Regions from separate parts of the Homo sapiens genome. Here all the other regions are linked to region 2. Evidence: read pairs that join two places in POLR2A ChIA-PET (ENCODE). Cell type or tissue: PC-9. All regions are shown on one strand.

The links. Peaks named below come from ENCODE experiments on the same cell type or tissue, not always from the same donor. Only the 100,000 strongest peaks of a DNase experiment are listed, where the experiment ranks them.
Region 1: POLR2A ChIA-PET joins it to region 2 with 5 read pairs; 2 of 35 experiments call an interaction of 5 or more read pairs at or near these places.
Region 3: POLR2A ChIA-PET joins it to region 2 with 7 read pairs; 4 of 35 experiments call an interaction of 5 or more read pairs at or near these places.
Region 4: POLR2A ChIA-PET joins it to region 2 with 5 read pairs; 7 of 35 experiments call an interaction of 5 or more read pairs at or near these places.

What each region holds. Positions count from the first base shown.
Region 1 is chr2:149,761,620-149,764,119 of GRCh38, forward strand. The region is part of intron 2 of MMADHC-DT (MMADHC divergent transcript); the gene reads left to right. Among named protein-coding and RNA genes, the nearest start is that of LINC01931, 96 kb to the right of the region's middle. In PC-9, no CTCF peak of the experiment used is centred here; no DNase peak of the experiment used is centred here.
Region 2 is chr2:150,471,657-150,474,156 of GRCh38, forward strand. RND3 (Rho family GTPase 3) reads right to left here. Exons shown (of 6, transcript NM_005168.5): 5 at 1-105. Among named protein-coding and RNA genes, the nearest start is that of RND3, 15 kb to the right of the region's middle. In PC-9, no CTCF peak of the experiment used is centred here; a DNase peak (open chromatin) is centred at 1,005; H3K4me3 peaks cover 637 bases; H3K27ac peaks cover 2,393 bases.
Region 3 is chr2:149,959,763-149,962,262 of GRCh38, forward strand. No RefSeq gene overlaps it. Among named protein-coding and RNA genes, the nearest start is that of LINC01931, 100 kb to the left of the region's middle. RefSeq lists an enhancer at 2,382-2,500. In PC-9, no CTCF peak of the experiment used is centred here; no DNase peak of the experiment used is centred here.
Region 4 is chr2:150,525,896-150,528,395 of GRCh38, forward strand. No RefSeq gene overlaps it. Among named protein-coding and RNA genes, the nearest start is that of RND3, 39 kb to the left of the region's middle. In PC-9, no CTCF peak of the experiment used is centred here; DNase peaks (open chromatin) are centred at 206 and 1,146; H3K27ac peaks cover 2,246 bases.

The DNA of each region.
Region 1 (2,500 bases), 710 kb before region 2:
CCTCTCCCGCTCTCTGCCACCAGCCTCTGGTAACCACCATTCTACTTTGTGTTTCTATAAATTTGACTACTATAAATACCCCAAGTAAGTGGCATTACACAGTATTTGTATTTTTGTGACTGACTTATTTCACTTAGCATAATTCCCTCAAGGTACATCCATGTTGTAAATTGTGTCATTTTTATTGCTGAGTAGGATTTTATGATATGAATATACTGAAGTTTGTTTAGCCATTCACCTGTCAAAGGGCATTTTGGTTGTTTCTAGGTTTTTACTATTTACAAATAAAGCTGATACGAACATTTGTGTACAGATTTTTGTGTGGACATATGTTTTAATTTCTCTGGGATAAATGCCCAGTTGTGCAGTTGCTAGGTTAGATATTAAGTATATGTTTAGTTTTGAAGAAACTGCTAACCTATTTTTTTGAGTAGTTTATCATTTTACCTTCCCACCAGCGATGTATAAGAGTTCTAGTGTCGGCCGGGCGTGGTGGCTCACATCTGTAATCCCAGCACTTTGGGAGGCCGAGGCAGGCGGATCACCAAGTCAGGAGATCGAGACCATCCTGGCTAACACGGTGAAACCCTTTCTCTACTAAAAATATAAAAAATTAGCCAGGCGTGATGGCGGGCGCCTGTAGTCCCAGCTACTCGAGAGGCTGAGGCAGGAGAATGGCGTGAACCCGGGAGGCGGAGCTTGCAGTGAGCCGAGATTGCGCCACTGCACTCCAGCCTGGGTGACAGAGTGAGACTCCATCTCAAAAAAAAAAAAAAAAAAAAAGAGATCTAATATCTTCACATACTCGCCAAAATTTGGTATTGTCACTGTTTTTTTAAATAAATTTTAAATGTTCTAATAAATGCATAATGATAATTCATTTTGGTTTTAATTTGTATTTCCCTAATGGCTAGTGATGAATATCTTTTCATGTGCTTATTTGACATCTGTATACCTTCTTTGAAGAAATATCTCATCGTGTCTTTTGTCTATTTTAAAATTTTATTTTTTCTTAATCTTCAAGTTTTGTTAGAGTTCTTTACATGCTCTAGATATAGGTCTCGTGAGATATTTTCTCTTAGTCTTTAGTTTGTGTTTTCATACTCTTAACAGTGTCTTTCCTGAGACAAACTTTTAGCTTTGATGAAATCTAATCAACTGATTTTTTAAAAAATAAATTTTGCTATTGATAACATGTCTAAAAACTCCCTGCTAAAGGTCATACAGATTTTCTCCTACATTATATTCTAAAAGTTTGTAGTTTTATAATTTCTATTTAAATCAATAATCCATTTAGAGTTTATTTTGGTATAAGGTTGTCATTTAGGTGAAGAGTCATGTTTTTGCCAATGGATATCCAGTGTTTCTTCAAATACCTGTTAGTCACACCCTTTTTCTCCTCTACTTTTGGTACCCTTATAATACATATATTTGATATTTCTTATGGATCTATAGGTTTCTGGGTATCTGATTATTTTGTTTTTTTTAAGGTCTATTTCTCTCTGTCCTTCAGATTGAGCAATTTCTATTGTTTTACATTAAGTTCATTGAATCTTTCCTCTGTCTTCTCCATTCTGCTATTGAGCCTATCCAGTGAGATTATTATTATTTTTTAATTTGGTCATTGGTTCTTCATGTCTCCTATTTTATTTTTTTCTTGCAAAAGATATACTTTGTCATTTGTTTCAAGCATGCTTGTAAATTACTTAATACAATATTTTTATAACGGCTGCTTTAAAATCCTTGTCAGAGATTTTCAGCATCTATGTCATCTGGTGAATTATTGACTATATTTTCTTATTTAAGCTGCAATTTGTCTGGTTCTTGTTATGACATCAAAGTGATTTTTTTACCGTACCGGCGCATTTTGGGTATTTCATTATGAGACCATGGATCTTAGTTAAATCTTTTGTTTTTGTTGGCGTCCTCTAAAGGAAGGCGTTACGTCATTACTGACAAATGGTAGTAGAGTCCAGGGTCCCTCTTCAACCTCTTGTGACACCTCAGTTGGGGAGGGATTTCTCATTATTGTTAGGCAGAGTTGGAAGTTCTGGCTCTCCATTAAGTCTTCACTGATACCATGCTGGCTGGGAAGGGCAGAAGTGCTTTATTACTGCTTCTTACTAGCTTCCACTGACACTTGTGGGTTGAGGGTATGGGGAGGTTAGCTTTATCATACCTGGGAGATGGTGAAATTTCTGATTCTCTACTATGCCTCCTCTGATACCAACCCCATTGGCAGGGCACTTCATTATGGATGGGTGAGAGTGGAATTACAGAATCATCCTTTACCCTACTGTGGTCTCTACTGATGCCACAACTGGAAAAGGGCTTGTTACCAGGGGTGGAAATAAAAGTTTCTGCTCTCCCCTTGGCCACCACTCTGGTGGGGATTGAAGGGACACTTAGTTATGGTTGTGTGCAAGTAAAAGTCTAGGCTCACCAATTAGTCTGTGTTTGTGGGGATGCATTGGAATTCAGGTTTTCCTGTGGTGTTTGG
Region 2 (2,500 bases):
ATTGGAGAGCTCTACTAATGTACTAACATCTGTCCGCAGATCAGACTTGCAGCCGACCAAGAGCATTTTGGTATTTGGACAAAATTCCTGGATTTCACCTTTCCACTATGAAAGAAAAAAAAAAAAGATTAAAAATGAACAAAGTAACGGTATCCATATCATGAAAACCATTTCTCCACTGGCTGACATTAGAATGAAACTCAGAAAAGATGTTAAAAATGGAGTGTCCCTTGAGATGAAGAAGCAAACTTTGCATTTATCTCCTGAACAGATGTGAAGTTTTACTACTTTTTAAGCATTAGAGAATAATTATGTATATTATGATTGATTCTCCCTCTCTGTGACTCATCTGTTGCTACTGAAAGAGACTTGGTAGATGTTGTCCAAAGGTAGCTTCAATAATGTCTTAATTATTGGTGTGTCTCTTAAAGATAAATGTGTCTTAAGAATAATTATATATCCTAACAAGTGACCACATCCTTCGATGTGTGGATCTGATCCTCCTTCACTAGAAGGCTGGGGATAAGGCAGAGGCAACACTAGCACAAGTATGCATTCCCTGATCCCATCATGAAACACTGAAGCATGCCACCACGAGCTGAGGCTCTATTTTAAGTACCTGAGATAGTTAATAAAACAGAACATCCTGCCTTGAAGGAGTTTCTGTTCACATGGTTGCATCAACACAGACCATGACATTTGCAAAGGAACATCTCTTGGGTCATCGGGAAGGCAGCTGGTCCTGTAGCTCATATGCCTTCAAGTTAGTTTAAAACTATTTCAATCTATTCCAATTTGTCTAGTTGTTTCATGATCTAACAAGAATTATTAGAACCTTCAGCAATGCCTGGCTTGGAATTCCAACTGTCCTCTTTAAGAACAAGCAAGCAGCTTTTTGTGGCTTCATTTCCTCAAGCTTGAGCTCTGCAACAGCATGGGAGTCAAGAGTTCAGGGCGGTCACAGGAGATCTTTGGCCTTTGAGGGCAGGGCCTAGAGAGGCTGAGATGGGGAAGTGGCGCCTGACTCTTCCCACCCACATTCACAAATATGTAAGTGTTCTACTAAGTACTGTGGCAGTGACAATGATGACTAAGACATAGCTGTGTCTTCTGGAAGGAAATTCACAGAATACTGGGGGTGATGAAGTCATGTATTAAGTATAACACTAGATAAGAGGGACATCCTGCAAGAATAACTTAAAAGATCACTAGAGGAGACATCTCCAAATCTAGGGGTGTACTTTGGGTAACGAACTCTAGTGCAAACTACACCAGAGGATTCAAAGGAGTAATATACTTTCCATAAGAGCCCATTTTGTCCACTTATTCCTCCCTTCCTCCCTCCCTCCCTCCCTTCCTTCCTTCCTTCTTTCCTTCTTTCCTCCCTCCCTTCCTCTCTCCCTCTCTCCCTCACTCCTTTCAGAATTATGTAGGAACACCTACCACATGCTAGGTGGCACTGGCATTAGAAGTGGAAGGTGAACTGGAAAAAAAAAAAAAAGAAATCCTCCCTACTTCAAGTCATTCTAACCTCCTCTTTGATAGTGAAGGACTTAAAGGGTTCCATTAATCAAGACAAACCGCAGGGGTTATCATGAGCCTTAAACCTCACAGGAATGTAAAACATACTCATTAATATCTATAAGCCCAAAGTCACTATTCATTTGGTCTTAGAAGACAAAAGCAAAATAAAACAGGAGAAAGGCTTTTCATCATAAATTATGCATAGCCTGATACTACATCAAGTAAAATCTCTAGTAAATAAGCAACCCCTTTTATCTCCAGACAGAACTAGACATGTTGTTATGTTGCTCTTCAGCTGTGTAATGACTTTGGCCTCCCTCTGCATGTCTAGCAATTGTTTACAAGCATTAAAGACAGGAAAGGTGTATTCCTGCCTGGATTTGACAAGCATTAGCATTATTTGTGTTAGATATGTATTACTCAAAATTGAAAGGAGCTAAAAAGGAAAAAAGAGTCTTTGATCTATTAAGAAAGAGATCTACTAAGAGTTTTATTGAACTCTGTTTGTAATATTTAGTAGAGACAGAAGGATTATTATACTTCAAATCCTGATTTCACAATGACACACAAGCCAAGCAATCAAATATAATAGGGGAATGTAAACTAATAAAAACACACAAAATACAAATAAATTCCACTAAAAATTAAAATGAAAAAAACAAAACCAACCTAGCCACACCTGCATGTTTGTCTTTCTCAATCCATACCATACTCAGACTGGGCTGCATGGGTCACCCCTCAGTTGACACTGCCTTGCTCTCAGCCACATCCGGTGTTGAAGCCAGTGTGTGGAGGAGAGGGAGTGCTCCAACAAGGATCTGATTCTGAAACCCCACAGCACACAGGCCAGGGCTGAGAAAATAGCTAGTGGCTAATAAATGCTGATCCATGGACTAACACGGCATGTGCCTTCTACAACTACCTGGAGGCTGAGTCTCAACTGCTGAAGGTCAAGAAACGCCCCTTCCTCCCACTG
Region 3 (2,500 bases), 510 kb before region 2:
TTGGCATCAGTTTTGGTTACCATGCTGTTTTGGTTACTGTAGCCTTGTGGTATAGTTTGAAGTCAGGTAGCATAATGCCTCCAGCTTTGTTCTTTTTTGCTTAGGATTGTCTTGGCTATGTGGGCTCTGTTTTGGTTCCATATAAATTTTAAAGTAGTTTTTTCTAATTCTGTGAACAATATCAATGGTAGTTTGATGGGAATAGCATTGAATCTATAAATTACTTTGGCAATATGGCCATTTTCATGATATTGATTCTTCCGATCCACGAGGATGGAATATTTTACCATTTGTTAGTGTCCTCTCTTATTTCCTTGAACAGTGGTTTGTAGTTCTTCTTGAAGAGGTCCTTCATTTCCCTTGTAAGTTGTATTCCTAGGTATTTTATTCTCTTTTTAGTAATTGTGAATGAAGATTCAATCATGATTTGGCTCTCTGCTTGTCTATTATTGGTGTATAGGAATGCTTGTGATTTTTGCAATTTGATTTTGTATCCTGAGACTTTTGCTGAAGTTGCTTATCAGCTCAAGGAGATTTGGGCTGAGACAATGGTGTTTTCTAAATATAGAATCATGTCATCTGCAATCAGAGACAATATGACTTCCCCTCTTCCTATTTGAATACGCTTTATTTCTTCCTCTTGCTTGATTGCCCTGGCCAGAACTTCCAGTACTATGTTGAATAGGAGTGGCGAGAGAGAGCATCCTTGTCTTGTGCTGGTTTTCAATGGGAATGCTTCCAGCTTTGCACATTCAGTGTGATATTGGCTGTGGGTTTGTCATAAATAGCTCTTATTATTTTGAGTTATGTTCCATCAATACCTAGTTTATTGAGAGCTTGTAGCATGAAGGGATGTTGAGTTTTATTCAAGGCCTTTTCTGCATCTATTGAGGTAATCATGTGGTCTTTGTCATTGGTTCTGTTTATGTGATGGATTATGTTTATTGATTTGCATAGGTTGAACCAGCCTTGCATCCCACAGATGAAGCCAACTTGATCATGGTAGATATGCTTTTTTGACATGCTGCTGTATTTGGTTTGCCAGTATTTTATTGAGAATTTTCACATCAATATTCACCAGGGATATTGGCCTGAAGTTTTCTTTTGTTGTTGTATCTTTGCCAAGTTTTGGTATCAGGATGATGCTGGCCTCATAAAATGTATTAGGAAGGAGTCCCTCCTTTTCAATTGTTTGGAATAATTTCAGAAGGCATGGTACCAGCTCCTCTTTTTATGTCTGGTAGAATTCAGTTGTGCATCTGTCTGGTCCTGGGTGGTTTTTGGTTGACAGGCTATTAATTACTGCCTCAAGTTCAGAACTTGTTACTAGTCTATTAAGGGATTTGGTTTTTTCTTAGGTTAGTCTTTGGAGAGTTTATCTGCTCAGGAATTTATCCATTTCTTCTAGATTTTCTAGTTTTCTTGCATAGAGGTGTTTATGGTATTCTCTGATGGTAGTTTGCATTTCGCTGGGGTCGGTGGTGATATCCCCTTTATCATGTTTTATTGTGTCTATTTGATTCTTCTCTCTTTTCTTCTTTATTAGTCTAGCTGGCTGTATGTCTATATCATTAATTTTTTCAAAAAACCAGTTCCTGGATTCACTGATTTTTTTAAGGGTTTTTCATGTCTCTATCTCCTTCAGTTCCAGTCTGATCTTAGTTAATTCTTGTCTTCTGGTAGTTTTTGGATTTGTTTGTTCTTGCTTCTCTAGTTCTTTTAATTGTGAGGCTAATGTGTCAATTTGAGATCTTTCCTGCTTTCTCCTGTGGGCATTTAGTGCTATAATTTCTCTCTAACCACTGTTTTATCTGCATGCCAGAGATTCTGGTATGTTGTCTCTTTGTTCTCATTGGTTTGAAAGAACTTCTTGATTTCTGCCTTAATTTCATTGTTTACCCAGGAGTCATTCAGGAGCAGGTTGTTCAATTTCCATGTAATTGTGCAGTTTTGAGTGAGTTTCTTAATGTTGAGTTCTAATTTGATTGTACTATGGTCTAAGAGGCTGTTTGTTATTATTTCCATTCTGTTTGATTTGCTGAGAAGCATTTTACTTCCAATTATGTGGTCAATTTTAGAGTAAGTGCCATGTGGCACTGAGAAGAATGTATATTCTGTTATTTTGGGGTGAAGAGTCCTGTAGATATCTATTAGGTTAATTTGATCCAGAGCTGCATTCACATCCGGAATATCCTTGTTAAATTTTCTGTCTTGTTGAACTATCTAATATTGATAGTGGGGTGTTAAAGTCTCCCACTATTATTGTGTGGGAGTCTTTTAGTCTCTTTTTTGGGTGTCTAAGAACTTGTTTTGTGAATCTGGGTGCTCCTGTATGGGGTGCATATATATTTAGGTTATATATAGTTATATAGTTAGCTATATATAGTTAGCTCTTCTTGTTGAATTGACTGCTTTACCATTATGTAATTCCTACTTTGTCTTTTCTGATCATTGTTGGTTTAAAGGCTGTTTTGTCAGAGACTAGGATTGCAACCCTTGC
Region 4 (2,500 bases), 54 kb after region 2:
CACCACTGCACTCCAGCCTGGGCGACAGAACAAGACTCCTTTTTTAAAACAAATAAATAAATAAATAGGTTCCGTTCAGAAAGGTGGGACAACTTGAAGCTGGGTGTAAGTTGGGGGTGGAGTGGGGGTTTCCAGCTTACAGGTAGACTTAAAAATTTCCTGGTTGACAATTGGTTGAGTTCACCTAAAGACCTGGGATCAATAGAAAGGAATGTCTAGGTTAAGATAAGAGGTTGTGGAGACCAAAGTTGAATCATGCAGATACAGCCTCCAGGTAGCAGGCTTCAGAGAGGAGAGACTGTAAAATGCTTCTTATGAGACTTAAGGTCTGTGTTGATGTCAATGCTGGAGAGGTGTAATGAGACATGTCCAACTCCCATTTCCCTTCATGGCCTGAAACGGTCTCTCAGGTTAAATTTTAAAAGAGGCCCTGCCAAGGAGAAAGTCTATTCAGATGGTTGAGGGGGCCTTAGAATTTTATTTTTGGTTTACAAATCTTTTTGTTTTGTTTTGCTTGTTTGCTTTCTTATATTTCCTTGAGGAAAAAGGAGTTAGTAGGACTCATGAGCCATGTAACCTGGATGGTTTGTCCTTTTGTATCTTAATAACTCCTTTTAACTACAAAGCTTAAAATAGTCCCTTTAACTGGAGCTAATGGGAATCCTTCACATGGCTTACTGGGCCCAACAACCCAACTCAAAGAATCATTTTTTCTATCTTTCCATTTTGCTTCGTTTATAAAATTTTGCCAGATGATAGTTTTCTGGGTAATTTCCTTGCTGTCCAATCCTCTCAGATTATTTAAAGTTAAGCAGTGTAGCTGGATGCAAAACTCTAGCTTTTATTATGTGTATAGAAGATAAATGTTATTGTTGTCTGTTTGGGATACTTGTACATTGTTTTCAAAGGGACAGGTCATATCCAAATCAATTGAAAAAAATAAACTTTCTAGGAGACAGTGTTCAGATGAAGGTCACTTTATGCTTGGGATTGAACAGCAAAGCAGTTGAAATTTGAAGTATACTGTTTTTTTCTCCCCTTTTGGTAACCATGGGAATAGCAGAGTGACTTATATACAAAGCTTGTGGGAAGGAATAACCTTGGAAATTCTTCTACTGAAGAATGATTTAAACCTTCTTGTGACACATGAATCACTGGGTGGTGCTTTCTGTCAACATTCTTTGCTCTTCTGAACCAGAAAAGCCAGTATCTGCCTGGTTACTGGTGGTGCCACTGCTGCTGGGAAACAGAACTGTGACAGTGGAATTCTTCTGAAATCATTTTGAAATAAGTTGCATGCATTTAGCAAATCCTATATAATATTTTCATCACAGGTATCTTTTGGACATATTATTGATATTCTGCACTATAAAAAATGACATTTTGAACAACTTAATTTTTATTTTTAACTCAGAGAAAGGAAAAATATTTCAATAAATTATTTTAACACCAGAACAATATCTACGTATTGTATGTGATGGAATATTATATTTCTTTCAGTTAATTTTAATTCATTATCTTCAGTTTGCATCTCCTACAGAAGATATATATATATATATACTTATTTCTTTTTTTAATTCAAGTGATTTGAAGTGTTCTTCTTTTCTTTTGTGGAAACTATTGCTTTGTACTATACCTTTTCTTCAAAAACAAGATTAAATGTAAAAATATATTAAAGCTGTTCTAGAGATTATTAAATTAGGTCTCTGTAATAGTTTTTGCCTATTAAATAGGAAGATAAGGGTCTGAGAAAACTATGGCTAGATCATGCAGTCAAACTAATTTTTTAATTTTCTTATCTGAACATTTTATCAAAAATCATTTTGTATTTTGTTTGCTGGCTGTCATTCTTTGCATAAGAACTTGCACATCACTCTTCAGATTACATTTATTGACACAACTTCACTATAAATCATTCCCTGACAATTCCACAAGCACAGTGGCTCACACCTGTAATCCCAGAACTTTGGAAGGCCAAGGTGGGAGGAATACTTGAGGCCAGGAGTTCTGGACCAGTCTGGGCAACATAGCGAGATTCTGTCTCCACCAAAAACAAACAAAAAACAAAAATAACTTTAAAAATATTTTATACATTAATAGGTTATATTAGCTTTTCCTTCACTGGCTCTTCTATTTTTATCATTCCTTCACCAGCTTCTTTTTTGCTAAAATGCTAATACGTGTTCATCTAAGACAGCATGTTAAATGTCTAAACTCAGAGGGTACCTTTAACCCCACTTTCCCCATGCCCAGGGGCATAGCACATCATCACCTTGTGCTATGATAATCAGGCATAGGAAATCTCCTAATACACATACACACACACACACACACACACACACACACACGTAGAGAGAACATGAGCGTGTTGAATTAAGCAAACTAGGAGAGAGTAGTTTATATATATGTATTATATAATATTTTATATATGCGTACATATATAAATATATACATATATATCATACATACATACATTATATATACACATACATATATACCA